Linked DNA regions of Homo sapiens: region 2 is linked to region 1. Evidence: chromatin loops called from intact Hi-C (ENCODE). Cell type or tissue: ascending aorta. All regions are shown on one strand. Links, peaks and the distances in the headings refer to the core of each region. The heading gives the core; the rest is flanking DNA.

The links. Peaks named below come from ENCODE experiments on the same cell type or tissue, not always from the same donor. Only the 100,000 strongest peaks of a DNase experiment are listed, where the experiment ranks them.
Region 2: a loop joins it to region 1, with 2.2 times the contacts of the local background. A loop is called at or near these places in 14 of 110 quality-filtered maps.

The regions. Positions count from the first base shown.
Region 1 is chr11:19,745,262-19,759,990 of GRCh38, reverse strand. All of the region lies in intron 1 of NAV2 (neuron navigator 2), which reads right to left. Among named protein-coding and RNA genes, the nearest start is that of MIR4694, 7.5 kb to the left of the region's middle. RefSeq lists enhancers at 2,424-2,976, 12,073-12,574. In ascending aorta, for the core only: no CTCF peak of the experiment used is centred there; a DNase peak (open chromatin) is centred at 3,000; H3K4me3 peaks cover 957 bases; H3K27ac peaks cover 7,341 bases.
Region 2 is chr11:19,804,685-19,820,699 of GRCh38, reverse strand. All of the region lies in intron 1 of NAV2 (neuron navigator 2), which reads right to left. Among named protein-coding and RNA genes, the nearest start is that of MIR4694, 53 kb to the right of the region's middle. In ascending aorta, for the core only: a CTCF peak has its summit at 6,168; a DNase peak (open chromatin) is centred at 4,449; H3K4me3 peaks cover 790 bases; H3K27ac peaks cover 4,290 bases.

The DNA.
Region 1 (14,729 bases), core at 1-8,000:
AGAAAAAAATCAGCTTTGAAGGATGCTATGGAGGGCTGAGCTCAAGATAACGGCAGTGCCATTTGTAGACCACCTTACCCCCCACCCCCAGCATTTCCACATGCTCCACAACACCACTCATCTGTGTCTTCTGCACCTGCGCCTCAAACGGCAACAGCAGCAATCATTCATTGAATAATGATCCTTCAGGATGTGATGAGCACTTTGTATATATTATTTTTTCAGTTCACATTAAAAAACCCCATGAGGTGGATATCATTATTATTTATATTTTACAAACAGGAAACTGAGAAATTAGAGACTTAAAGCAATTTGCCCAAGAAAACATAGCTAGTAAGTAGTACCTGATGTGGGAGCCAACCCCAGGAGTACCCAGCACCAGAGGCCCCGCTCCATGTTGTTCCTGGCCTCTCTTTGACCAAGCAATCGATTTATTCTGTTTACTAAGACAGGAAAAGTGCATTTGTTTGGTTTTTGTTTTTTTCCCAGAAAGACTTTCACCGACTATTTTTCCTAACACTAAATTCAAACAATACCTGAGCCATAGTTTCTTCTTAAAAGTTAGGGTGTGTTAGACAAGATTATCATTAAAGTGTCTTTCAGATCCTTGCCAGGCACGGTGGCTCACGCCTGTAATCCCAGCACTTTGGGAGGCAGAGGCAGGCGGATCACGAGGTCAGCAGATCGAGACCATCCTGGCTAACACGGTGAAACCCCGTCTCTACTAAAAATACAAAAAAATTAGCCGGGCATGGCGGCGTGCCCCTGTTGTCCCAGCTGCTGGGGAGGCTGAGACAGGAGAATGGCGTGGACCCGGGAGGCGGAGCTTGCAGTGAGCTGAGATTGTGCCACTGACAGAGCAAGATTCCATCTCAAAAAAAAAAAAAAAAAAAAAAAAAAGTGTCTTTCAGATCCAAAGTTCTATGATTTCATTCTGATCAATTGCACAGAAGCACCTTCTTTCTCTCAAGACAGAAGTTGGTGGTGGGGATCTTATTCGGTTCTTTAGAATATCCACCAGTAATTCTCTGTAGACAGGAGGGTTCCTCCACAATCCTCAGGGGGGATAATTAATTAAGATCAATGACCTCCTGGGGGTTGTGGAAAAGGGCAGAAGCAGTTGCTCTGCCTCCCTGGTGAGGTTTTGGCTCCCTTTCTGGCAGCCAGCTGGGTCTAGTCACAAGGCGATTGCCAGCTTCATCAATCCCCCATGCACCAGCACCACAACCAGCCCGAGCTGGCGTGGAGGGAACCCACAATCCCCCAGGTCAGTTGACTGCACTGCAGCAAAATAGCAGAGGGCTCCACAGGGCCCCAAGCCTGAACCCCGCTCCCCTGCAACCTGCTCAGTTCACCCACCACTGGGGCTGCCCACCAGCTCAGCTCACCCTTCCCTGAGTCACCTGGGCCTGTCCTTGGCCATCATGTCTCCTTCCATACATTGGTGGGGATGGATTCCTGGTCCCCCGCACTGCCTCTTATAACGAAGTCACCCCACTTGCAATCACAGTCGCTGCTTCCTGCTCCTCTGGTCCACCACCACCCTTCGCCAGCTCCAGCTCCTTCAGCCCCTCTCTACTGCCCATACATTTTATGCGGCTCTTTTTTACCACTCAAGCCTCATCTCACACAGTCCCTCCTCAGAGAGGCCTTCCCTGACCCATCACTTGTCACATTACATTATTTTCTTCACTGCCTTTAGTATTACTTGAAATTACTGTGCTTAGGTATTACATCACCTGGTTCCTTCACACTAAAATATACTTTCTATGAGGGCAGGACCCTCCTGTTTTGTTCATTCTTGTGTCCCAGTGCCTCAAATAGAGATGTAGGTGCTCAATAAACGGAGTGAACAAAACCCTTTATTCTCAACATTCCTCATCTATGAAGTGGAGGGGATAATATTTACACCACAATGTAAATATTACAATGAGTTAATATTATGATGCTGCTGTGAGGATTAGAGACAATGTATAATATTTTTGGGGTTTGTCGAAGACCAGGTTCCAATAACTGGGCAATGATGATGGTAATGATAATGATGACACTGAGAGAGGCAGCACCAAGAGACTGGGGGTAAGACTGCAGGCTGCAGAGTCTGAATTTGGCTTTGGCAATTAATTAGCTGTTTGATCTTCAGCAAATAAATTCTCTAAGCCACAGTTTCCTCATCTGTAAAATAGAGATTATAACAGTATCTCTTAGGGCTTTTGTGCAGATTAAATAGGACAATCCATGAAAAGTACCCAGAACAATGTATAGCACATACCATACCCTCAATAAGTGTAAGCTGTTACTGTGCACCAGATACAGGGCTATTCATGTCCCTTATACCTTCCCATCACACACCATGCAGCCTATGAAGCACTTTCCCAGAAATCCTCTTAGTTCATGCTGCTGAATCTTACGATAAAGAGGAATTACCCACTCTACTTTATAGCTGATAAAACTGGTGTTCAGAGAGGTCAAGCAACTTGCCTAAGGTCACACAGTTAACCCGAGGCAGAGGAGCAAAAGCCTTTAATTCAGAAATTCAAACTCTCTTCTTGTCACCACCCCAGGGTTGCTCTCTTGTGCAACCTGCAGCCCCAGAATCTGAGGACACCTTATGAGGCAGTATGGAGAAACTCTGCCATGCTGCTTGAGTACTCCTGCTAAAAATAAACAGGAGCCCTAGGCCTCCACACACGCGTTGAGGCCAACTGTGTTACTCTCAAGCCCGCTCCCTTATAGGACAGTCAAGGGTTTGGCAACACCACAAAGGCAGATGAAGCCTGTGGTTTCCACCAGGAGAGCAGGCCCAAGGTTCTGGTGCTCTCTCAGCTTCAAAACAACATTAAAATAGCCCCACATTAGATGGGAAAAGGTCAGAGCAGGGCGCTGAAGTGGTCACCACAGGCTTTATCAACAGTTTCCAGCTGGCACAGTGTGTTCTCTGGGCATCAGGGTCTTCCCCGTGGATCAGCCCAGCCCAGCCCAGCTCAGTCCAGCCCAGCAGCCCCTCCTGTTTTGGTCCCTGGCCTTGTCTCAGCCTCTGTCCTCAGAAAGGTTTTCAAAGGTGGCCTGACCAGGCCTTGGCAGCTCTCTCTGTACCAGGGGCAATTCAGGAAAGGGGCTCTGTGCGTGAAGTCCGAGAAATCCAAGGGGCTGGATGCAAATGAAGTAACGGGAAAAACAAACTGTGCTCACCAAAAAGAAACTGGCGCCCTGATCAGCCTTTTTAACTCCCAGCAGGAGCAGATTTGTTGTGACTAATGCATCAGGCTTTAAATAGTTTCACGCGGCATACTGATTAGTCCAAGGCACAACAGAGGCAAATGCAAAGTTTCCAAAAAGAAGAAAAGGCTGCCACTCTCAAAAAACACTCATCTGCTGATGGACGCCCACCCTGTTTAATTCCTTAATAAAGCAACAAGGCATAGGGAGCTGGGTGAGAAAGAAAGAACACGGAGCCAATCAGATTCCTGGGGGTTTCAGGTTGACTCTGGTTATTCTTTCCCTCAGTCACCCTTCATGACTGCCCCTTGCGCGCAGTCCAAATTTCTTGGTAATACCTTCTAGACTCTTCATGAACTGGTCCTGTACTGGTCTGAATAATGTCTTGCCAAAAATTCATGTCCTCCTGGAACCTCAGAATATGACCTAATTTGAAACTATGATCTTTACAGATTTAATTAGTTAAAATGAGTTTATCCTGGATTAGGGTGGGTGTAGGGTAAGTGCCCCTTATAGCAATAATTTAAGCATACCCTTAGAATGACCTTGTCTGGCAGAAACACCTGAATGTGCGTTCTGAGCCAGGGAATCCAGACGTAACCAACCCACAGATTCATTCCTTGCCCATGAGGAACATCTGAGCCCCCATCCCGTCCCATAGAACAAGAGCTGTACAGGAGATTGAGGCTCTGAGCTCTAGGTTAAATGAAAGTTGCCACGTGGAGGTCATTAAGGGGAGGCTGTTAAGTGATGTAGAAACTACAGTCTTTTTGAAAGCAGTTGTGATTTTCCTGCCCAGCCAGCCACCACTAGGCTGTGCAGTTATCTTGTCCAGCCTGCTGCCGCTGGACCATTTCTATATGTAAGGTGGTTGTCCTGTCCAGACTGCTGCCACCAGATTCTCTGCCCTGTAGGTAAGTCCCTAATAAAACTCCATATCGTATTTGCTGGCTCTGGGTCTCTTCTTTGGCCTCTAGAACCTGGTGCCTTCCCTACTGAGAATAATAGGAGTTTAGCACAACATTGGGTTGCAAAGCCAAAGACTGGTGTCCTTATAACAAGGCTATGTGAAGATACAGGAGACACGAAGAGAAGAACACCATGTAAAGATGAAGCCAAAGACTGGAGTGATGCATCTACAAACCAAGGAATGCCAAGAATTGCCAGCGACCTTAGAAGCTAAGAGAGAAGCATAGAGCGAGTCCTTCCCCAGAGGCTCTAGAAGGAACCAATCCTGCCAACAACCAGATTTTGGACTTTCATCAGCCTCTAGAGCTGTGAGATAATAAATTTCTGTTGGTTTAAGCCACCAGTTCATGGTATTTTCTTATGGTAGCCATAGGAAACAAATACAGGTCACAACCTACATGTCTAGCCTTTCTTCCATCAAAGTCACCTTCCTCACAGTCCATGCATGGGATGTAGCTCTTACACATTTTAAAAAAATAGAATGACAGAGTTCAGATTTCACCTCCACCATTTTGGCTGCTGTGTGACATTGGGCAAGCCAATTCTCTTATTTTTAGTTGTCTACTCTGTAAAATGAAGATATTAGAAGGACTGTTGTGGTGAGTTGAATGTGAAAATGTACACGTAACAACAGGGAGACTACATTCGCCATCAGAATTTTCTTGGGGAAGACATTGCATTTGTTTGGAAAGTACAGCTAAATCAACCTCTTGCAGAAGAGTGGATCCCAAGGGCCATGATCTGGACACAATGATCTGGATCATTGATCCTGTCGATTAACACAATGGATCTGTAGTTTGCAAGTTGTGGGTGACGGTGGCAAGAGTTGGCTAACAAAGGGTGAGGAATGCAGAGTTCACAGGAAAGAATCCAGGAGAGAAAAGGGCCAGCAAGGAAGTAAGCGAGGGAAGGAGACAGCAACACTCCTCCATACCACGGTAGGCTAAGGGGAGTTCTCTGAGAAAACAGAAACCTCTAATGGATATTTTCAGTTGCTTGCAGTGAAGTATACAAGATGAGCTCAATCCTCCATGTCCTCTACAAAATAACCAGTCAAATCTAAATTGGGTACCAATATTTTTATAATCATGGATTCCTTTGGTTCAAACTTGTAAATGTATTGAGTTTAGAGTCTGGGTTGTTGTCATGGGGTAAAAATGAAGAAAGCCCATGCAGACACATGAGCTGGAGAACCAGGGACCTGAGTGACATCTGGTTTACTCACTTAAGAAAGTTGCCAGCTTACTGCAGGTAGTCTGTAAACATTATAAATAAATGTTTGCTTCAGCCTCAGCCCTCACCTTCCTGACCATGCCTTGCTCCTGCCTAGGCTTGGAATGACTTATCCTCTTCCTTCACCACTTCTTCATCTGTTTGAATCCTACCCAGCCTTCAAGAATCAGCTGCCTCCTGCACGAAGCCTTTACCCACCTTCCCAGCCAGAAAGGATGATCTTCCCTTCTCCCAACTTTGTGCAGTGTGTTCCCATGTAACAGGCACCTTATTCCTTCTGGAGTTAATTAATAAAAAGCAAAGTTAAAAGTCATGCAGAGGAAGATAAGGGAATATCAACTCAGAAAAAAGAGAAAGGCCCAGAAAGAGGTAGGGAAAGGGGAAAAGTTGGGAGGAAGGGCATTGAAAAGCTCAAATGGCCAACTTTTTTCATGGTCATTGTATCCTGGACTAAGCAAAAGGGACAGAGGGGAAAGGCGATATCTCTAGCAAGCCCTTTTGTAAAGTTGAAATTCAAGCATTTCTGTTGACTCTTGAATGTCATTCTGAAATGCAGTGAAAACAATTGCTATGCTGGTAACGTGGTTTCCTGGAAGCTCTCTTATAGTCATGCGGGCATGAATTACCAAAACCTCCACCCACCAAGCTTTCTCCCCACCCTCCCTCTGAGCAAATAAATACACCAATCATGGCCTAAAATGGGCATTAACCTCAAAGCTGGGACAGGTGAGATGCTTTGCCCCACCCGCCAAGGGCTCCTTAAAGGAGCTCTCCATGGGCCTGGAATGAGGAAATAATTCAATTTGCCTATTAGTGGAGAGGGCAGAAGATAATCAGGGGCTGGGTCCACCCCCACCTGTTCTGACTTCAGCAACTGTCCTGGAGCCTGGGCTACTGGGAGCAGGGGACAAAGGAATGAAAGACACATTTGCTGTTCTCAAGGAGGTCCTCGTGCAGGGGGAGACCAATGAGCAGACAAATACAGTATAGTCTGACTAATGCAATGACAGAGTAGCCTGGAGGTTACTGCAACCCAGAGAAGAGAGCCTAAACCCAAAGAGGAACTGCCTGGGCTGAGCCTTAGACAATGAAGAGGAATTCTATGTCTCCAGTCTATGACTTACTACCACAAATATGCATAATGACCCTTCAATTCATCCCCATTTCAGAGATATCAAAATATAAAAAAATGTATGCTTGGGTGGGGGTGGTAAGAAAAAATCTGTGGAAATAAGATAAAGAGGCTTGAGGGGGAAGGGCTATCCAAACAGAGGGAACAGAATATGCAAAGGCCTAGAGGCAAAATCATGGTCAAGATGAAGGTACCATTCTAATAAGTACAAGTGAAGGACTCATGAAGTGGGGAGTGTCTTACTCAGCTTGGACTGCTATAACAGAATACCGTAGACTGGGTGGCCTAAACAAGAAACATTCATTTCTCAGTTCTGGAGGCTGGAAGTCTGAGATCTGGTGCCAGCATGGTTAGGTTCTTGGTAACGGTGTTCCTCCTGATTCACAGGCAGTTGTCTTCTCACTTTATTTTCACATGGTGGAAAGAATGAGTCTAATACCTTCATCTCCTTATAAGAGCAATAATGCCATCATGGGAGCTTCAGCCTCATGACCTCATCTCAACCTCGTTACCTCCCAAAGGCCCCACCTCCAAATACCATCAGATTGGGGATTAAGGCTTCAACATATGAATTTGGGGGAACACAATTCAGTCCATGGCATTGAGTTTACAATGATTGAAGTGAATAACCATGAGAATAACCACTGTTTGTCTAATACTTACCAATGAGAAATCCCCTCATAGTATTATCTGTGATAATATACAACTGGAAACAACATTCCTGTCCAATGGTCAGGAATGAGTTATACAAATCATGGTACCTTCATACAACTACTTTCTGGCTACTAAAAGTGACTGTGTATAAAAATCCTTAATGACATGAAAAGGTGTTCATGATGTACTAAGTTTTTAAAAATATGGGTCACAAAATATACAGATGTTAATTAGTAGGAAAAAAATGACTAAAAGGAAATTGATCAAAATATTCACAATTTTTATCTCAGGGGTGGGATTGCAGGTGATTATTAATCATCCTTTTCCCATCCCTATGGTTGACATTTTCTATAAGATTTTTGAAATGAGAAAGGAAGTTGAGTGTATGTATATGTGCATGGGTATGTAAGAGTGATTATGCATTTACTGCTGGACATGACCCAAGAAATGCAGGAAACAACATCAGTGTGGCCCTCCAGGTGAAAATAAGTGCACAGGTACCCAGGCCAGGGCTCACTGCAGCTTCTCCCATTGCTGGCTGTTCCCTGAGTACCCTCGTGTGGGCTTTGCCAAAGGTCACACTCAGCCTCCACCATTCTCTTACACAGTTTAAATGACACAGGGACAGTCACCTTCCAAGATGGGGATGTAATTAGTTCTTGGGGCCAAAGGTTCCTTCTGAAAATGTTTGATCTATTATCTGTCTGCAAATCAGCACCAACAAATATGACTGTTGGCCTATTTTCAGAGGGACGGTGAGAACATGAAAGAAGAGGCTCCAAGGTGGAAAGAAGATGGTTTTAGACTTTGAAGATCCTACGAGATCACAGAACCAAGGAGAAAGCCCTTTGCCTTTACTGGTGAATGTGTGAGCTAGTAGTTGACCACCTGGGTCAAGTCTAAGAAAGGTGGCATGTGGAGTAGAATACAGCTGAGATTCACTTATTTTCCTATCTAATCCCTCTCTGCTCTCTACTCTGAAGCTACAACAGTGAACAGGGACAGCTCCAACCTTCACAGGGCTTGCATTCCACTGAAAGAGAAGGACAAAAAGCAAATACGTGCTTTGAAAACAGGTAGTGATACATGCTATGAAAATAAAGGAAGAGAGTAGAGAATATTGGGGTGCTAGTTTAGATGGGTTGGTCAAGAAAGAGCACACATACTAAAGAAGTAAAGGAGCAAGCTCGTGTTTATCGGTGGAAAAGCATTTAAGACAGCAGGAACAACAATAACGGCCCTGAGTTGGGAGCATGCTTGAAAAACTTGGAAAACAGTAAGGAAGCTGATGTGGTTGGTGTGGAGTGAGATCTGGGAAAACTTCTGGGGGCATCCTTCTCTAGCTGGCGGGGTACGGTCTCTATAGATATGGGTACCCCACACCTTGCTACCATCCTATGTACCAGACCCCTGGCAGCTGCTTTCTCCTACTCATCATCTCCAGTCTAAGAGTAAATGAGTCACTGAAAACCTGTCCTTGTTGACTAGCAGTATGAGTATTGGTTAAGAGCTCAGACTCCGAAGTCAGAGCCCTGGATAAAAGTCCCAGCTCTGTCACCTCCCTGCTGTGTGCCCTTGGGTAAGCTGCTTAGCTAATATGTAAGCTAAGTGGTGCGCTGGGAAACTGGATCTTCTTTGGGAGGAAAGGGGATAAAGAAATGCTCTGATTTGTAGCATTTGCCAATTTCCATGGTGTAAATACTCTTGCTATAGTCTATTTTTAGCTAGCAACATGATGTCACTGAATGTGAAATTGGGAAGAGATGCACACAACTGGCTCTCAAGAGATAGTACCAGCCAGCCTCAGCATACCATTGCCTCAGTGTCTTCATCTGCAAAATGGATTTCATCTTATAGAGTACCTGGTGGGAATCAGATGAAGCATACATAAAAAGCACTTAGCACAGTGTATAGTATATAGCTAATGCTCCACAAATGAGAGCAGCAATGCCGACTCAATAAGGATCCTGAATTCCTGTGTGGCATTTGTGTATAGAAATGAATTCTCAAAGGGAAAGGGCCAAGAGGAGCCTGGGACCCTATTCTGACTCTGTCTCTGCCTCCTTTTGTGACTGTGCAAGTTGTTTTCCCTCTCTGGTCTTCAGTTACTCTATCTGAAGTGAGAGATAGAACTCAGTATAAAGCCCCTTCCACACGGGACATTCTATAACTTCCTACTTTGGGGAATGCTCTGGAAGCAGCATTAACAGAGTGGGTGAGGGCTCCCAAGGCAGCAGGAAGGTGGGATAGAGTTAGCCATATCTCACTAATATTAAAACTACCTGGACAGAGGTGGCAGATGTGTTCAGAGTCTAGGACAGCAAGCCTGAGTGAGTTCTTTACTGGCAACGGCCAAAGCATTGTTTGAAAGGTCAAGGGAACGACAGAAAAATACCTGGGGAGAAAATGAGACACATGGCAGTTGTGAGAGAAAAAGATGTGTATAAGTGAGAAGGTTTGGGACTGATAGATTTTCAGAAAATGTCTTTAATCAACATTTTAGAAACGAAGGCCATTTCTGCCAAACCTTGCATGTGAAGAGAGAAAAGAATGCAGAGGAGCTGTTGATAAAACTGGGGGTGAGATGAGCATACCAGAAGCAAAAATGGAAAATGAAGGTGAAAATGATCAATGTCCTCTAAGACAATCCTCACCCAGACACAGGCAAGGGAGAGCGAAGAGGTTCGTTAGAGAAATCAAGTAATGCCGAACTTTATGGAATTGAGAACTGACTTTGCAAAGCTGAATTCTTTGTGCTTCCAATGTCCTCATTAGAATCCCTTTGAAGTACATCAGAGTATAATTTTCAAGAGTCAAGAACAAAGCTTCATCTAGCCATTGGCTCAAATGGCCCACCAGCAGAAACAAAGTATCTGAATGCTCTGCTCCCTCAAAGCCATAGACGTGAGGCAGGCCTCTCCGCAGATGACAAACGGCACCAGGAGATTTTGTGGACTTTGCACTTTTATTCGTGAAAGTCTCTAGCCTGAATTCCTTCTCAAGGGGACAAATGAATATCAAGTCTGAATGCTGTGATCCCAGAAATTGCTTCCACTAGCTATTATGGTTTGGAACTCAATTCTCCTCACAAATGAGTAGTTTTCTCAAGCAGCCTGAGAATTCACAGCCCTTCTAAGTCATGACAAGTAGGTAACGTAACCGAATTTCCATCTCGGTAATCCCTGTCCTAACATTTTTGGGTCAGATATTGTTCCCATAAGGAGCTTAATTCAGACGTCTTGACATCCAGGGAAATGAAAGGGGAAGTTAAAGGATGTGTTTCATTCTGACTGAATCTAAACTCTGACAGGTGAGCTTAATTACTGGCTGCCTCTAGCTCCTAATCATCCAGCTTATGATGGAAAGAATAAAGTCATCATAAAAAATAACGACATTTTAGTCAAATTGGGAACAACGTTGCAGCAGCCAGTGACTGGAGTTGTGAATGACAGCCTTGAAGAGGTGAGGAAAATCTGGGAGGGAGATGCCCCCACCTACTCCTCACACCTTGCTTGGTTTCAGCATCTTGAAGGCGCAGTGAGTCCCAGGCCTAAGAAATCAGGAACTGCAAGTACCACATTAACTGTCTATAAACAGTTATCAACAGTAACCTTTAAGCTTATTAAAAAACAAACTGGGAAATGAATCGATCACTGTCAAATGCTCAGTGGGATGCTGCTTCTAAAAATAAGAGTCCATTTGAAATTCTAAGAGCTTCATACAGAGGATGCTTAAACAATCTGCTGGTAAAACTTTAAAGGGTACAAGAAGACCTCTGAATGGCCCAGAAACAACACAAACTGAGAGTTAGAAGCTCCAAGTTTTAACCCTGGCTTTTGCCAGTCACCAGCCTTGTGGTTTGGGCAAGTTCTTCCCTATCTCTGCCTGTCAATATCTTTAATCATGGTCACTCACATCTTTACCTTTCAGCAGCATCATCTGTTTTGGAAACCTGGCTGAGGGATATGCTCATTGTCTTGCAAGCCTGTTTCTCTTTGGTCTGCACCTCTCTGTGAAGTGAGGTGCCTGCACCTTCCCTGCCCCGTTCCTAACAGAGTATTAACACTACCATTCATTGAGTGCTTCCCATGAACCTTTAAGTAAGCATTTTACCCACATCATTACATTTAATACTCATGACAATGTCTACTCATTCATTTAACAGATATGCATTCCTTACTCTGTGCCAGGCACCATGCTAGGCGCCAGGGATTAGGTGGAGAACAAGACAAGCCTGGCCCTTGTCCCTGAGGAGTTTGTGGTGTATGTATTATAACTAGTTTACAGGTAAGGAAAATGAGATTCAAAAAAGATTAAATAGTGAGAAGTAGCAGAGGGAGGATTCAAATCCAGCCTAGATTGTGACACTTCCAGTGGCCTGGCTACATTTCTTTTTCCCTCTCTCATACTCCTTGGAGGTGGGGTCCAGGTCTCTTGTGCCTTCACATCACAGTAAGATGCTTGATAAATAAGAGTGGCTTAATTGAACTCTGCAATCCTTGGTTACCTAATTTGTAAAATGTGGGTAAACAGGTCTGCCTCACTGTCTCCTGGGATGTGAAAATCCCAGGGCACATGCAGGCATCTATAAGGGCCTCTGAACAAGCTGGGAGAATTGACTGTGACTTGCTTTGAAGGAAATCCAATCTCTCTGCCTCCACCAGTCCACTGGTCAGCACTGCCCACAGCCTCAGAGCTGCCTCGTTTGACATCAGAGCCTTCCCCACAAAGCCTGGACAAGGTCTCACTACATGCCCAGCATATCCCACTAATGCCATGCTCAACTGCCCATGTGCTCAGGGTTTCCTGGGCTGCAAACCATCTCCCTACTTGGTTAGCAGGCTCCCCAGGGGCAGCAGACAGAGGCCTAGCAGCCTGGCCAAGTCTTCCAGGTCTCTACCTGGGCCGGAAGCTCCTGGTTTCCAGAAGGGATCACTGTCAGGAGAGAAAATGACACACAGTAGCTCTTTCCTGGAAGGGAAATAACTGCCAAGGGAAAGCATTAAGTAAATAGTGTAGCCCAACTCAGCTTAGTTTTTAGTTTGAAAAACCAAAATAGCTTGAAACCAGATCAATGCTACTGCCTAAAGATAGTCAGGGGGAGCAGAGGACGCCAGGAATGGGACAAAAGCAGATTTGCCTCCCCTGCAAGGGCAAATTGAATGCTGAGTGGTCCAAGCATTGAGACTCAGCCCTAGTCCTAGATCCCTTCCACTCCTGGTTGCTTGGCGATATGCTTCATTCAGCCCTTTCTGACTACTGTCCTGTGTGAGAATGGCATAGTCAGTGTTGACAATGTGTAATGAATTTGACTCCTATATCTGCTGTGTGACTTCAAACTACTGATTCAACCTCTCTAAGCCTCAGGTTTCACAGCTATATATTAGGTATAATTATTCCTACTCCTCCTAATAGTGTTATTAGGAGGTAAAATAATGAGTGGTGAGAAAGTACTTGAGACATAATGAGTGTTCACAACATAAATGTCCAACAATGATAGACTGGATTAAGAAAATGTGGCACATATACACCATGGAATACTATGCAGCCATAAAAAATGATGAGTTCGTGTCCTTTATAGGGACATGGATGAAACTGGAAACCATCATTCTCAGCAAACTATCGCAAGGACAAAAAACCAAATACCGCATGTTCTCACTCATAGGTGGGAATTGAACAATGAGAACACATGGACACAGGAAGGGGAATGTCACACACTGGGGACTGTTGTGGGGTGGGGGGAGGGGAGAGGGATAGATATTAGGAGATATACCTAATGCTAAATGATGAGTTAATGGGTGCAGCACACCAACATGGCACATGTATACATATGTAACTAACCTGCACGTTGTGCACATGTACCCTAAAATTTAAAGTATAGTAATAATAAAATTAAAAAAAGAGTGTTCAATAAAAGGTAGACAGTGATAATCTTCATGTTTTTTTTTAAGCCGGGACAGACATGATGAGAGAATCTTGCAGCCCCTTGCAATCAGGAGTACCAATTTTAGGGGGCATCCTGGACATTATCTTATTAACACTGTGGATGGGGCAATACGAGGTGAATGAGAGCAAGATTCAAAAAGAGAACATGGGGGCATGTGGCAAAGGGGTTAGAAGAATCAGAATGCAGAAATCAGATACAATTTAAATTAAAAAGGAATAAATCCATTTCAAATTGCCCTATCCATAACTACTTATTCAATCCACCTTCTTTTGATCAATCCTCCTTCCATGCCCTTCTAGCGTTCTCCTCATTAATGACAGTAAACATGCTCCATAAATAAAAAGTGTAGTTGAGAGGTAATTAATGCTGGGCAGTCTAATTCTGAATTTCCAATCATGCTCTACTTACATTAAAATAAGATTGGAGGCATGTGTGACAATCAAATTTACTCTAGTTAAAAAAAAACATACAAACGCATACTGAAGTCAGTTACTTGGGGAGAGATTTGGGAACCACGGCTGCAATTAGCTTCCATATGCCACCCAAATATGTTGAGCTCCACTTGTGCACCTGTCAGGATGTGACACTGTCAGCATGTCTTCTGCAATGCCACACATATGAGATGTTCAGGGACAAAGATATATCATGAGATCCAGCAGAACCTAACTGTGCTGGAAGCTGTGAAGTGGGCCGAGGCTGCATTTGACCTGACCCTATGATTCTATTTCTTACTAGCTTTGTGTTTTGGACAAATCACTTCTCTTCTCTGTTTTAGTGTCTTCATTTCCCTAATCTGTAAAATGGGCATAATATTTTAAGAAAATCATGTTGATAAAAATGCTTTGGAAACTGCAGGATTCTGCAGTTGTTAGTAAATACGGTCAGCCCTGATCCCATCCAAATGTTGCCCAGTGCTTTATGTCAGGGGTCCCCAGACCTTGAACCATGGACAAGTACCATTGTATGGCCTGTTAGGAACTGGGCTGCACAGCAGGAGGTGAGTGGTGGGCGAGTGAGCATTACCACCTGAGCTCTGCCTGTCAGATCAGTGGTGGCATTAGATTCTCACAGGAGCGTGAACCCGATTGTGAACTGCACATGCGAGGGATCTAGGTTGCACACTCCTTATGAGAATCTAATGCCTGATGATCTGAGGTGCAAAAGTTTCATCCCGAAACCATATCCTGCATCTCTGTCCATGGAAAAATTGTCTTCCACAAAACTGGGTCTTTGGTGCCAGAAAGGCTGGGGACCACCGCTTTCTGTGATAGCCGGCTACCCCCAAGAAAGATTGTATTTTACACCTTTCCAGTGTCAAAAGCCAGGGGCAGGAATGGTGACAACATGTAGGGAAGCAGGTGTGTGGAGGGCTACTCTGGGGACAAAATCGAGGGCCAACTTACCCATTAGGCAGAGTAGGCACAATGCTTAGGAGCCAAGATAGTTTTAGGGGCCCAAGGAAATGTTGTAATTTGTTTTTTAAACCAGAAGGATGAAATGGATACAATTTAGCCTGGATTATATTTGTCTTTTGCAAATGCAGTCATAAAATAAACACCTGAGCTTTCTGGAGACAAT
Region 2 (16,015 bases), core at 2,786-10,785, 58 kb before region 1:
AAAACAGGCTCCAAGAGGTTAAGGTGCACAGGATCACATAGCTAATAAAAGGTGAAGCTCCCTCTGACTCAAGCTGACCAGCCTCACGGCTACCACCTCTCACCACGGCAAAATATGTCTCCAGCTCTCCCTGTAAACTCCCTGGAAAATCAAATAAGTCCAAGTGAGGCTGAAAACTGGAATTCTTACTGGTCACTTCAGAACAAAATTGAGTCCCTTTCTACAGCACTTCCTCCCACTCTCTCCAACCTTAGAACCCAGATCTGAACAACTTTTAACCACAATCTCTACTAGCTGCCAGAAAGCCAAATGTCAGAGCCCTGCTAGGAATTTTTCAAGTGTTTTTTCTCCCTGTGTTCATTAGTTACTGACTAATCAGATGCATTCTCCTTCCAAGTGCTTCCTCTGGTATGATGGCAATCAGGCCCTTGCAGAAAGGCTTGGGAGCAGCTGCAAGCACACTTATTGACAGCAGACATCAATCAGTGCCACTGCCTGACAGGGCAGCCACACCTAAGTGGGTAGTGAGAACCTGGGCCACTACAAGGCCTCTCTCTGGTCTGGTCACAAACTGACCTTTTAAGTCGTAGCCTCCATCCAGTTGTTCAAACTTCCATAGCTCCCCTCACCTGCAGACTGCAGACAGAGGGACTGTCAGCTGTCCTCATCCAGCCAAACACCTCAGCTCCACCTTCTAGGCACAGGCTCCCTAGGACGTCTGGCCTTATCATGCCCAGCCAAGACCTTGGAGTCTTGATTGACGTCTGACAGGTTGCTTAACATCTCAGGATTGTTGAGGGGATAGAATGAGAGATTAGATCCGCAGAACTCTGCACATGTTTAGACACAGACTACACTGAGGCTTTGTGGCTTTGGGCAATCCACCACTCTCTAAGCCTCAGTTTCCACATTTGTAAAATGGGATAATACTCTATTATCTGTTGTAAAGACTAATGTGTCTATTGTGGGGACTCAGTGTTTGTAAAGTGCTTAGCACATAGGTGGTGCCTTTACTGTTAGTTTCCTTTCATTATTTCCGTCATCTCCATGTCCCTAAAAAATGCCTTCAAGTGCATCAGCTGGTGGCATCCCTCACACCACAGTTCCATGCTACTCTAACCCTCAGTCCCTATGGGCAGGTTCTCTGGTCCCATGTGCCTCCCTGGTCCCCTCCACTTAGCAGAACTCCCCCTTCTCCTAGAAGCCAACCCTGCCTGCCAGGCTTCTGTGTGAACTGGGAGTTCAGAGAAGGCAATTAAAACAACCCTGTGGGACAGGCTCCCCAGCCTCTGTGCCTTTTCACACGCTGCCCTCTCTGCCTAGGGTGCCCTTCCCCCACCACCTAGGAAATGCCCACTTGAAATCTGAAAAGCAAAGTAAATGTCAGTCCCCGTAAAGCCATTCCCAACCTGCTTGCCTACTCCTAACAGAATTACTCATTTTTTCTTCTCACCTCTGAAAGCACTTTGCATCTGCCTTTATCCTGGCTGTTGTAACTACTCACATCTCTCTCAATCAGGAGCTTCTATAGAGTAGAGAACAAGTTTTATACATATTTAAAACACAAGCACAACACCTGACTCACTACAGGAGCGTGATAAACAAGCACTCATTGATTTACTGGTGGGTGGGTAGATGGATGAAGGGAAGAAAGTAAAAATGGATGGAGGAAGGGAGGGAGGAAGATCTGGGTAAACAGACTGGTGAATGTTCAGATGGATGGAAGCGTGGATGAGTGGGTGGAAAAAAAGAGATGAATGATTAAATGGTGGGGGATGCACAAATAGACAGATGGACTAATGGGTGGGACAGATGAATAAGTATGTTCCCCTTCACTGCCTAGATTATAAAGTCCATAAAACCAACATATTTCATGTAGCTGTTAGACCAGTCATAGCAAAAGGCCCACAGCAGGCACTGGTAAGTAACACTGCCATGAGACAATTTCAGTAGCTTGGTAGTAGGACCCACCCGACGGTGGATGCTAAAGTGCTATTTTCAAAGATACAAACACACATACAGTGGTATGCCAGGGCAGGCATGGACTGGCTCAAGAGAGTTGGTTGTAACATTTTCAGTAAATTTTGGAGCTGATTGTTAACTACAGCCACTATTTTAATAATTAAATTATATAAACTTAAAATTATATTTTTAAAGTGATAGTAAATATTTAAAACTCATCACTTTCTAATTATTTTACTGTATTTTACTATTGTTTATGGTCATGAGATTATTTACACCTATTATATCTGTATGAGGGAAATACTATATAATAATGCACTACTGTACATCTCTTCCCAGCTCAGAGTGGGTAAATTAAAATCAGTCTTGGTAGAAGGATTTACACCATGGTAATTGGCAAGTACTACCTATCAGGCTTTTCTCCTTGGAGAGCCAACTGTTAAACGTCACTGAGTATAGACAGGTGAGATGGAGTAAAAAAAAAAAAAAAAAAAAAAAAAAAAAAATCACTAAATACACACAGGTGGGACAGGAAAAAAACATGAGTTATTATTTTCCCTCCTTACCCCTACCCCTCCCCCAAACTGGAAATCTCTTTGTTTTGTAGAATGATGGGTAAGAGTATGCAAATTTAGGGGGCAGTAGACTGTGCTAAAATGCTTTGCATGAAAAAAAGGGAATTCAGGGAGAGAGGTAAGATCTGGAGCTGGGAAGCCTGTGGGGTGCAAAGAGGCTATCTGGGTGGGCAAGAAGGCTTGGAGATGAGATCGAGGGGCCTTTAGGGAGACTGAATACGATCCGAACTCTCCCCTTGGAGATCTCCAGTGCAATCTGTATTCTTACTGGTGCTTTCTAGGGCAAGTGGAATCCTTCTCAGAAAGGACAAGAGGTGCCAAGTTCCGCTTCCTAGTAGGTGAAGGGACAGGAGCAAGTGAGCTGGAGCCAAGGTTCAGTTACTCCCCATTAAGAGAGTGACCCGGCTTTATTTACAGGGCCAAGTGGGTAGAGCATGAGCTCAAGTTTTCCCTTTGCAGGACCTCTCAGCGTGCTTGTTACAGAGCACCTGCTCAAGGACTGCTGGCTCAAAGGCCCTCTTGGCCACCCCCTCCCTCCTTTCACATGAGTGTCTTTGGTTTTGGCACTGGTCTCCCAAACACTGACCATCCTCAATTTGCCCAGGCCCTCCCTCCCCCAACTCGGACCTCATCACCCACTGAGGCGTCCCAAAAGCCCCGCTCCAGGTGTTCCCCCATTCCCAGACACTGGACCTAACTGTCTCTGCCTGACTTGGGGATCAAAACTCACCTGACCCACATTCCATTCCATCAGGGCTTACTAGGTCCCAGGCACACAGCTCTGGCAGAGAAAGGTGAGTCACAGTTCCCAAAAAACATTTACATTTCCAATGGGATCCTCAATGCTTTAACCCCAGGAGACTGATGTGAGGCTATATAATCACTCTGGAAAGCCTGGGAGATTTTTTTTAATGGTAAAGGATTTTTGTTTTGTTGTTTTGTTTTTGTTTTCTTAGGGCCATTCAGACCAGGGCAGGTGAGTGGCTATATAAGGTGTACATTGCTTATTAAAATTCCCAACACCAAAGGCAAACTGTGTGCACTCGTGGTGATTATTTGAGGATGTTTCTTACCCAAGAAACCTGAGCAGTGGGGTGGTGGGTAGTTTAAGGATTTCCCCTGGGAGATGAGGGGTCAGGTTTCCTGAAAGATTACACAGCCGACTGATTTATCTGGGAGAAGTAGATCCAGAGAGGGCTCCAGGTGGAGTCCCTTTTTCTGCATAAGGGGCTGTGACCGAAGGCACAGAGGGGAAAAAAAAAGGTGGTGGGAGCCTCCTCTGGTTTCACCTGAAGAGGGAGGCGGAAGGGCCTGAAAATTAGATTTTGTTTATAAATAATAGATATTATAGGTATATTTACATATTTTTACATAATGATGCCAACCACAAACAATGGACCATAAAGCACTGACCTCAGAATGATCAATTGCAAAATGTTTAAACCCTGGAAGCTTTTGCTTAGGAGGGCGGATATTCTGTGTTGATGTTATTCTATAGCCATAAACTTCCCTGAATTTTCTGCTAATGTATCCAAGTCCAGGCAAGTCACTTAAACTCTTCAAATGCAGCTTCTTCATCTGTGAAGTGGAGATCATAATAGCATCTACTGCACCAACTTAGATGAAGAATTGAATGAGGAAAAAATGTGAAGCACCTATGAGCACACTTGCAGAAGTACTCAGGGAGGGGTAACGGACAGAGGGGTGAAGGAAGGTACAGAGGGACTAGAGAAGATCTGACATTCTCATAAATGGCCATGGCCCTCCAGCCCGTTGGGCAGAGAGGCACAGAACCTGGCAAAGACTGTTGTGTCACTTGTGGGAAAGTTGTGTAGCAAAGGCTTTAAAAAACTCTGGAAGGCAGGCAATTCCCAGCAGTGGCTGGCGCTGCCCGGCCCTAGGAATGCGCTTGCCTGCTCCTTCCCCATTTGGGAGCCTCATTCCTTTCTCGGCAACTCCATGGCCAAGAGACTTGGCCACAGTGGAAATGACCGTTGTGCCCCGGGCCCTTCTCCAGCCCAGATGTCAGAGCTCTCAGGCCTGAGGGCATCTCGGGTTTTTCATGTTTATTATTTTTATTATACTAGGCGTTTACTACGAAGACTACCAAACACCAAGCTGGCACCTAGGAAAGAAGGGGTGTCTCCTCTACCCAGGGGACAACCTGGCCCAGAGCACAAAAGAACAATTTGCACAAAGATACTATTTATTCTCCAAAGTCCTGGAAGAAGGCCCTGATTGATTCATCTCAAGAAGAATAATAAAGTCCTAACAACAGTGCTGTCTCTGCCTCCTGTCTGCAGTGCTTACCATTTATAAAGTTCTTTTGTAAATACAATCCAATCTGAGCCTCACCACAATCCTGGGAAACATGGGCGGTGGCAGCTTGCATTCTCCCCATTGCATGGATGAAGCCAGTGAGATACCAGCTGGACAAGGTTAGCATCTGTCCAGCTAACAGACCAGGTATTCCAACTCAGTCCAGTCATCTTTATGCCACAAGGCAGTTACAAAAATCAGGCCAGGTCATTCAGATGACCACGATGAAGAAGAAGTTCTAGGATGGAACTGGAAGGAGCCTTGTGTTCCTATGAAGATGGGAATTTGAATTCTATGTCTAATCACCCAGGTCCAGCATGGGATGGGAATTCCCATGCAGGCATATAAGATGTGTTCATCCAACTTCAGAACCACATACAATAGCTGCCTCCTATTGAAATGTCTATTTTTAACATTCTATCTCAAAAGAAATCTCTTCCACAGGGCAGTGAGCCTAGACCCCAGGAGTTAAAAATAATAATGAGAACTCAGGGACATCCCCATTAATTGTGCTTGGCCTGGGTAGTGCTACACATCTAGAGCAAACGACACACATGTCCAATATCCCAGCAGCCTTCCACCTTTAATGAGCCACACACCCAGAGGATGAAGGAACAAGAGGATATCAAATACTCAGAGGACTCAGTAAAGTGGCTCACATGGAAAATGACCTCAAAACTGTGTGAAAACGTATCTTCATGCAGGGGTTTTTTTCCCTACACCTTTCATACCCACATCGTTCTTATCTTTGTACATAAAGGGCCACACAGAATATCTGCTCACCAAAGCAAATGCTTTGCGGGTTTAAACGTTTTTATAATAGATCACTCCAAGGTCAGCTGTATAGAGTAAGCATTAAGCAGATAAGAGAAGCACACTCTTTCCTAGAAAATAAGCACCTGCCAAGCCACCTAATAATGCTAATGTTGCCTAGGAAGTTGGGTTAGATAGGTGGGGGAGAAGGATAAGTTTTAGGAGGGGAGGGTAAACTACAGCATTTTTACAAGAAGAATAGGCTAAGAAGGTTCTCTCTCTGTCATAAAGCCATTGCCTCTGACCACATCAAAGTGACCATTCTACCTGGGCATGGTGGCTCAAGTCTGGAGTCCCAGCTGCTCCAGAAGGCTGAGGCAGGAGGATTGCTTAAGCTCAGGAGTTCAAGACCAGCCTGGGCAACATAGTGAGATCCACTCTCTCAAAACAAACAAACAAAAAAGTGGCCATTCTGATTGTAAAACCAGAGCGCCACACAGCTGCAGGCACCAGGACTGCCATTAGCCCCTGAGTTACAGTAACTGTCTGAAGGTTAAGGAGGCATAAAGGAATAAAAATGCATCTTGCCTTTTTGCTCTGTGAATGCATGCTCCCAAATGGATTCTCGGCAGCAAGTGGAAAGCCATGGGTACAGATGCCTTCCAGCTTAAATGATACCATTCAGGTCACCCTGGCCAGGGGAGGGAGAGGGCAGTGGGCCCTTCCCGGGACATCCATGGGTCTCACTGAACAGGAAATTGCTTCCAGTTTCCCCCAAGCAAGTCCCTCCTTCAATGAAGCCCTCAGGAGTACTCCCTGGCATCTCCTCCAACTCTTTTGCACCTGCTGAGGCCCACAATTAAGAAAACAAGCGAAACCTGCCACACCTGTTGACATCCAGGACCTTCCCAATTTCAGCTTCCTCAGCTTGGCCTTTGGTTTATGCAGTTGTATTTTCTCAGGCCACCAACAATGTCCAGACAGATCTTTCTCTACCTGCTCTAAAAATACACCACCCAGCCCTCACCCTGGGCGGACATATGAAACAAAAAAGCAGCACAAAGGTGGCAGTTAGCTCTTCTAGCTTTCCACAGATGAAAGTCCTGCTTGGAGGGCTCGTGGTCTCTGCTCTGCATAGAAAATAAATTGAAACCATCTCTAAACACAAGTCCAATTCAAATAAACTTCATTGTCTCTCCCCAGAGACCCTGCCAACATCCCTGGAGGTTGCTTACCACTTTATAATGGTCACAGGAATCCCGACTTTGACCCCGAGCGGGAACCCATAAGTTGATGCTTACAGGCATGGCTCAACCCACAGCAGCAGCGCAGTCCTCAGCAGTCAACGTCCCATGCCCTCTCTGGGAGTGTCTAGTTCAAAGCACTGTGGAAGCGTGTGAAGCCTCCAAGGTTAATTTTAGCTGAAGTCACGCACCCGCTGTGGTCAGATTTTCTTACACAGGCCACCTCCTGAATAGCGGCAGCTTATGTTACCCCAACCCACTGGGCGGCCCTCTGGCCCCCAGCCCTGACTCCAAACTGCTGCAATTCTTCCATCTCCATCTCCCCCATCAAATTCTCACCCTCCAAAATAATCCAACTCTCGGTGCTTACATTTTCATGACACACTCAGGGGAAATAAATCACTGTTTCTTTGGCTGCCCCAGGCAAACAAACCTGGGGAATCATTCCCCCACTTGGCCCACGCTTGGCAAAAGCTGGGCATGAAGCTCTAGGCCAAGGGACTGTGCAAACTTCACTTGAACCAGGCAGTGGCTGCTGAGGCCACACAAGAGCAAAACCTTACATGCTTTCCAACTCCTCCAGTGGGGTTTTGACAATCATCCTCAGAGCTTTTAGTCGCATGGTGCCTCCATGTGCCTCATCTTTTGCTTGACTCTGTTGAAAAGAAAAAACAACAGTGCCTGCCCTTACATTTCTCTAAAAGGCCAGTGCAGGAGAGGAATCTACATGTTTCATCGAAAGGTCTCACTCCTGCAAAGAAGAGTTTGAGCCTTCATTCAACTTTGTAGAGGTTATGAAAAGGCTACCGAGACATTGGCATGGGTGCCGGATTCCAGATTCCAACAAGGGAATGAGTATAGGCTTCAGGTGGAAGGTTATTAGAAGAAGTAAATTTCAGGCCTTGCCTCCTGCCAAGCTCAGAGATAGGGGCCTGGCAACTTCATGATGCAATTTGTGCAAGAGTTGCTTGCTGGACTGAATTCTGGTCTCCTCTTAAGATTGCCTTTTTTCATTGTGGACAGGACTATAGAAAGGCGATGGAAAAACTAAGCAAATCCAGAGTGGCCTGCTATGATCGCAGACAAATCCCACAGCCTGTAACCTTGAAGACAAAACTCTGGTATGCAGTGTTTAAATCAGGTGTTAAGGCCACATCTAGAAACTGCTCCAAGTAGGATGAAATGCAATATCTTTGCTCCACCTTAGGTCTACCTGTTACACTACCAAGGCATCTTAGGTCTTTCCTTCATATGACTCATTACTCTTGTAATTATTTAATTCATTCAGGTATTTATTGAGCACATACTCTGGTACTCTGATAATCTTAGAGGATTCAACAGTGTCTAAGGAAGTGCTCTCATGAGGCTTTATTCTACTGAGGATGAGAGGTAGGAGAGAGAGACAAAATGGTAATAAAAAATAAGCAAACTAATATTAGAGAATAATAAATGCTATGAAGATGCATTAGAGAGTGAATGGCCAGGAGTGGAGGGATAATGTGGTTGGGAAATCAAGAATGGCCTCTCTAAGCAGGTAATATTTGATTAGAGACCCAACTGATAAGAAGAGAGCAACCATGCAAAGGCTCAGGGGGTGGTTCTCCCAGACCAGCAGCATTAGCATGGCCTGGGAACTCATCATAAATGCAGATTATCAGGCCCCACTCCAGGCCTATTGAATCAGAAATTGTGGGGGGTGGCAGCTTAGCCGTGCAATTTGTGCAAGAGTTGCTTGCTGGACTGAATTCTGGTCTGCTCTTGAGATTGCCTTTTTTCAATGTGGACAGGACCATGGAAAGGCGATGGAAAAAATAATCAGCAGACTGGGTTTGAACAAGCATTCTGGTGGTCCTCATGCATACTACAGTCTGGGAACCACTAAGCCATAGGAAGACCATTCCAGGCAAAGGATTCTAAAGACAACGCGTATCTGTTTTGCTCACCACTGCAGTTCTCAGCCACTAGACCAGGGCATAGCACATAGTAGGAATTGAATAAATATTTTTTTTGACTGCTTACCAAGCTTAAGTACCATCCCCCTAGAATCCAGATAAAAATCACAAAAAGATAAAAATCACAAAAGGCTATCTGCATAAAACTTTAGCAAAAGCACGCAAAAAGGAAGAGGAGGCAGTCATTTACAATTCCAGGTGGCCAGTGGAAAGCTTTCTGTCATGCCAGAAACTGCCAGCCACTAAGAGCAACTCTTCCCAATCTAATAAACCTTGGCACCACAAGGTTGGCAATTAGATTTCCTGTAAAAGGCTAAATGTGGTAACCTTCTGCTTCCTGATTTTGAAACTCAGTAAGAAAGGCATTAGTGTGTGGCAGCTGGGATAATCATTTAATTGATCTTTTCCACCCATAGAAGCCTCCCTTCCCTGCTCCAACCCACTGACTTGTAAATCAATGTCACCTTCATTGTGAGCATGAAAAGGCAGGAAAAAACACCCCCCTTCCCAAACCAAATGGGAGTCAATTTCCTAATGAGGCCTGGGTGACACTCTAAATGGGTGCTGCCATTTCTCCCCCTCTGACCTCCTCCTTGGCCACCCACACAGCTCCATCCAGTCCAGTAGGAGAGCCCATGACATGCAAAGCAGAAGACAAGAGGCTTCCTACCAGCAGGAACTCCACAACAGAAAGGGTGTGGATTCTGATGTCAGCCGGACCTGATTCAAATCCCTGAACTGGATAATATTTAGAAAGCAACTAGACAGCCGTTTAGCATGTAGGAAGAGTTCGATAAATCACACACATTTTTCTCTTCCTCCTCAGTGTTGCTGTGTGTCATTCCACCCATTCATTCAACAAATATTTAATAAATACCTACAATGCACCCTTTCTGAGGACAGAATGATGAGCAAAACTGACACAGAGCCTATTGTCTTGAGGGAGTTGACAGATATTAATCAAATAAGGATGTCAAATAAAGATATTATAAAAAGATGCCAAAGGGAAACGGTGACAAAAGGTACAAAGGAGAAATATATGGCATTGTGACAGCCTATATTGGGAGAGTTCAATCTGTGTAGAGCTTATTAAAATACAGATGCCAAAATCCCAGGTGGGCATCTACCTCAACCTCAGGCCATAAGGCCCAGGCCCAGGTGTGTTTATTAACAAGCTTCACAGGATGTTCTCACTGTTGGAGTGAAAGCTTACAGATGAACAAAGATGGAAGGCTAGGATGAGCCATGTGGTAATGGATTAGAATTGAAGACTCTATAGAAACTAAAAACTGCTTTCAGTTTATAAACTATAGTATAGTTTATCAGTATAAATTACATACTGATCTATATAGCATGTCAGCGTAAAGGAATCTAGATAGGATATTCGTAGATACGTGTACATATCCTTGTTCTTTCAGCTGAAAAGTTCTAAAAATAACAACAGCCCAGTAGCAACAAGCAGATCTAGCCCCTGATCTTGGTTTCAATAGCATTCTCCAACCAAAAGAACCAGGGATCCTTGGAGAAATGATTCTTGGACTGGGGCAGGAAGAATTTAAAATAAGCCTGGAGCACAGTATAGTGCCAAAATGTAGGCATATATCCCCACTCCAAAACACAATGATGGAGTATGTCAAAGTGACACAGGAGCCAACTGAAAGAGCTCCCAATGGCCAAAGCTGACCAAGCTCAAAATAATTTGAGCAACAAAATAAGGTAGTATTGGATTATAAGTCAAAGTGTGAAATAATTGATACTGCCACAAAGAAATGATTGACTAAATAAATAGAAGAGAAAAATCTTCCATGTAAATAGAATTTCAAATAAAGTATGTAGATGTTCTGCTCTCAAGGTTAAGTGTGGGCTGCACAAAGAGTAAAACATGGAAAAAAGGGAAAGAGTAACTTTACAGTGAAGATACCGGCCAAACACTATCTCAGCCAGGTGATCGAGGTTAACATAAACATTAGCAAGTCATGTTGATAGCATGACCCTGATAGGATGGGATGAAAAATGTCACTTTACCTCTGTGTTCTTCCTCTCCAAAACCTACAACTTCAGTCTAATTAGGGGAAAAGCATCAGACAAATCCCAATTGGGGGGCAATAGCGATGATGTCCATTCTACAAAATATCTAACTATAACTTTTCAAAACCATTAGAAGCATCAAAAACAAGGCAAGTCTGAGAAGCTGTCAAGCCCAGAGAAGTCTAAGGATGCATGAGAGCTAAATGAAATGTAGTATCCTGGATGGGATCCTGAAACAGATAAAGGTCATTAGGTAAAAACTAAGGAAATCAGAATAGAGTATGGACTTTAGTTGATAATATTTCAGTGTGGGTTCATGGGTTCACTAACTAATATGTGAATATTAGTTGTTAATAATGGGTGGGGTATATGGCAACTTTCTGTACTATCAAATTTTCTGTAAAATTAAATCTAGTCTTAAAGTTTATTTTTTAAAAAAGAACAATTACAAAGCTCCATAGTTGACTATGGTGTGCAACCAGGTTTGAAAACCCAATTCTTAATCCTCCATGGATAACATGTGGATTTAGCCATTTCAAGGGCAGAATGCTAGCCTGATGTTTGATTTGAGATCAGAAAATTTCAGAAACTCTCATGTGTGTGTAAACACACAAACAACATACATGGGTATGTGAATATAAAGTTTATACCCTAGTTATTATGCACAAGAAATTCTTCCTGCATGCATGAATTTCCTAGAATACTCATTAGTAACTGTTCAGGATAAAAGGACTTAACAAAAAAGAAGCCATTCAAAACTCCAGGTTTTGCTTTGATCCATTCAAAAGGGCCATGAAAGAACTATTTGTGCCCAAACAATAAGTATTGGGAATCTCCAGTTAACAACCCTGAGCTCTAACTCAAAAGCTCCCATTTGTTTTTAGATAAAGATTCTGCATTTGGTTCTTCCTCACCATTAAAAGAAGGACTCAAAAATGCCAGAGGTTCCCTCAAGTTTACTTGATGTAAGACATTGTAATTAATAATCAATAAACTAGAAAACATCAGATCCTAAGAACACCAGTAGCAAAAAAATGTCTCCAAAATGAATTAAATACTCAATAACCCATGAAGTGAAGATTTATTTCTAAGGGGAAAAAAATATCCCCCATATGACTGGAAACATAAGCCAGGTTTTACCAGCAATAGGTGGCAGCATTTCTATTCTCTGGGCCACATTCTACATAATTGTACCAACTATTAATAGACAATAAAAAGACAATTGTTTTTTAAGGTCCTACCATAACTCTTGTTTTCCACTAGCAGATAAACTTGCTATAAATCTCTTTTGCCAGAGATAACAAACTCACATCTCTTCTTTTTTTAATAAATAAAAGAAAAAATAAAGTGACAAATTAATTCCTCCAAACTTAATAAAACTAATTTAATCATTTTGTGCAGACCATCTGCTTCATGGATGCAAATCTAACTGCATTTTCTACTGCCTGATAACTTGCTTAATTCAGTTAGCTCTTGTGACCCCGCTTTTGTGCTCAGTTCTCAATGGGACCTTTCCTTGGTGGCTTCTGACAGCTCCTAGTCAGGAGCTGACTGAGCTAGAGGAGTGTTCCCCCATGGAGTGGTGATGCAACCCCTCTCCAGCTGGTGCCCCTCAGTGAATGAAGTTTTAAAGAGGGCAGCTAAGATGGCTGGAGTTTTAGTGGAACTGAGGCTGGATAATGGGTACCACTGAGCACTTCCTATGTGCCACACACTAAGTCCTTTATATGTGTTTGCCACATTTAATCCTCACAATCTTAGACTTAGTTTCTGTGACTAGTCCTGTTTTTAAGAGAGGTTAAAACACTTGCTTAAGGACGCATAGCCAGGTCTCAATACCAAGCTCATCTCACCTGACAGCCACCTGCCACTATGAAGGTAATTCAGCATGACAGAGTGGCCACTCCTAAGTTGGCTTAAGCTGAGGCACCAATACCACAGTTAGTGGTTACCAAAGTAAGCAAGCACAGGACAAATATGCAAAATGCAGAATTTCAAGGAATATCAAAGAGTCAGTTTCACGACTTTTCCTGCTGTATCAGACGGAGGATAGAAAAACAGGTGAACGTGTAGAGAGAGAATTTTTTGAGAGGAGGTTATCATTGGAGAACACTGCTATGAGCACATCCTTTGCTCACCCAATCAAACCTAGTGGGTGGGTGAGAACTTCAGTGGGGTCACTGGGGAGCCTGCAGTGGATATCCCTGCAGTTAGGGATGCTGTGGCCTGGGGCCTGACTCCTGCCCTGAGAATCTAGAGGGAGAGAGAAGAGCATGGCTGATGGTTCAGTGGTAGCACCAAGGGATGGTTCCAGGCTGGGATTGGCCTGCAGCCCCCACCATTGGGGCAAGGAATTCAAATGTCTCATTGGAGAGAGTGTGCACATAGGTGCATTTTGGGTTCTAAAAAGGGACCCTAAATGTGCCCCAAAAAAGAAAGGCCCAGCTTTTAGCAGAACAGGAAACCAGCTCAAGAAGGCAGCATCTAAATAAGCATCTTTGTCTTCTGTGTAGCTCCCTGGGGGTGGAGCAGGAAGGTGAGGGTGGAGGAGGCCGGCTGTTTTCACTCTCCTGCTTCAGGGTTCTGACCAGAATTCCAGTTTGGAGCTTTGGTTTGTATTGTGGAAGGGATATTCTAATTTGTCATGTGAAACTATCTTTGCAAATTATCATGACCATGGGATTTTCTATGAATGAACAGAAAGGCCATGGGTTGCTAACGCATTTACCCCCATGGCAGGAAAACTCCACGGGCTTTGTCCGCAATGCACACATCACATTTGCCCCACATGCTGGTTACATGACTAGTCTCAATTCTAGCTGTGCATCAGAGTTCCTGGGGGAGCTTTTAAGAAACACAGATGCCTGGGCCTCATATTTGAAGTGTGCGAGTCAGTAGGTTTGGATGCCCATTTTTCTTTTCCCTTCAAGGGTCTCAAGAGGATTCTGATGCCCAGGCAGGGTTAGCTATCATATCACACTCTACATAGAGATATATAGATAATTATCTCCGAAAGAGGAAAGAGGGGCATTTCACTGACACCCAAGTTACTTCTTGATATTTAGAAAATCTATTATATGGTGAGTGGGACAGCGAGGCTTAAGTGTTCCCCAAAAAGGAGGGTCTCTAGCATTGCTTTTTCTAATTCACCAAAGCATCAGCATACAAAGCCTCTATGAGAATACCAAAAGAAATTCTCCATCCCCTCTTTAGAAATGAATCTCCACTTTAAAATAAAACAACTGAAATTCAGAGACACGATCTGGCCAAGGTCTAGTAGTTAACAAGAAGCAAAGCTGACATTCGACCAAGGTTTTCTGCTTTCAAAGACCAGGTTATCAATCATCATACCTTCTTCTTTCTAAGAATCAACACTGATATGAGAGATCAAGAGGTTCCATCTCCCTGGCCCCAGGCCTGATCATGTTCCAAATTTTAAGTTGAAGAAATGCAGGTACTTGAGATGAAAGGAATCTGATGACAACAGAAGTGACTGATGCAGGATAATTTCCTACACAGAACTGCAATGTCAAGGCCACTAAGAAATAGTTATCACTTACAATGTAATATCCCTTTGATGGAGAAACAGAAGTCAGGAAAGGAATATTTTCCAATGAAATGTTCACTGGAGAATTCAACCATCTATAAAATACATTAGGTTACAAAGCCAGAAGGAATCTTGCCTGACATTTTAGGGCCTTGTTTATTTTCATATAAGAGTGTGGGAAAGAAACTCTATAAAGATGGAACACTGGCTACCACACTAAAGCAAATTCAGCATGAATGAGCTTTAAAAATTGCATGTTCAATCAACTACTTAACTCCAAGTGACTGAGCTATCAGGGGACAAAATAAATAAATAAAAACCTCTGTAGTGAAATTCCAGGTTCAGAAATCAGACACGCATGGTTTCATGGAAATTATCCAGGCTTTGATTCTAGGCAGAAGTCGGTTTGAATTCTGGCTCTGTCACTTATGAACTGACCTGGTGACTCTGGGATAGCAGTTTAACCTTTTGACCCTCAGTGTTCTCTTCTGTGAAATGGAGATGTGAATGCTCTGGTTTGGAAGGATGTTGCGGGGATGAGAAGTACGTTTGGTAAAGTCCCAGCAGCCACAACACAAGCGTTCCTCAAGATTATCTTTTGAAGAACCTAGATAAACATGGTTAGATATTTCAAATAAATGGAAAGAGACAGCCTGATAAGGAAAGGCAGCTCACAGCTCATGAAATTTTAATGTCAGTGACAGTTCAGGTTTGGCCCTAGTCAATAGGAACCATAAATAGCTGTCACCTAATGGCCATGTCCTCTTGAAAATGGGTTATTCGTCTGAGTCCATCTCCCAGAGGACAGCTGCAAATACCATCAATACTGGCACTAAGCAACAGCCTTATTTATAGCCAAGGGACAGATTCCAAAGATAGAAGAAGCCATGGACGCCAAACCCCCATCTCAAAATTCTCATTCCTAGAGGACTGAGACGTGAGGCTGGAGAGTAGGTCTTAGAGGAATGCCTGTGACAGTGGAGAAACTGTTAATAAAAGTGACAAAAACTAAAAATAAGAAGAGGTCTGAAAAGAAAGAAGCCATGAGAGAAGAAAATGTAAGTGGTGCTACATATGCCTGGCTTTGCTGAATCAGCCATCACCCATCATTAAGACTGCCTCATCTCTCAGCTGACACTTAATCTTTAAAAATTGGAAGACCTGTCAGAATCTGTCAGCATGCATCCAGATTCAAATGAGGGCCAGAAAGTCTTCCTTTGGCCACCCCTGCCACGAAACCATTCCCAAGCACCTACAGAACCAAGTCCTACTTCCTTAACTTGACTTTCAAGAACTGCCACTTAAGCAGGTGCCCTGATTTCCCACTCCTCCCTTTCACTTCAGCCCAATTCAACTACTGGTGATTCCTCATAAAGACCCACCTCTTTCCAGCCTCTGGGCCTTTACTCCTGCAGTGGGAATGCACAGTCTTCATAAACTGGGATCCTACGGGTTTCTCAAAAGCACTGGGTTAGAATGCCACTCTTCACCCCCAAGTTTTCCTTGGCTTTTTCATCCAGTTTCTTACATGTCTTATCCCCTATTTCACATGTTAAATTCTCTAACAGCAGGATCTATGATCATTATCTCCATATCCCCTTGTAAGTTTCATGTCAACTCAAGTGCCAATAAATG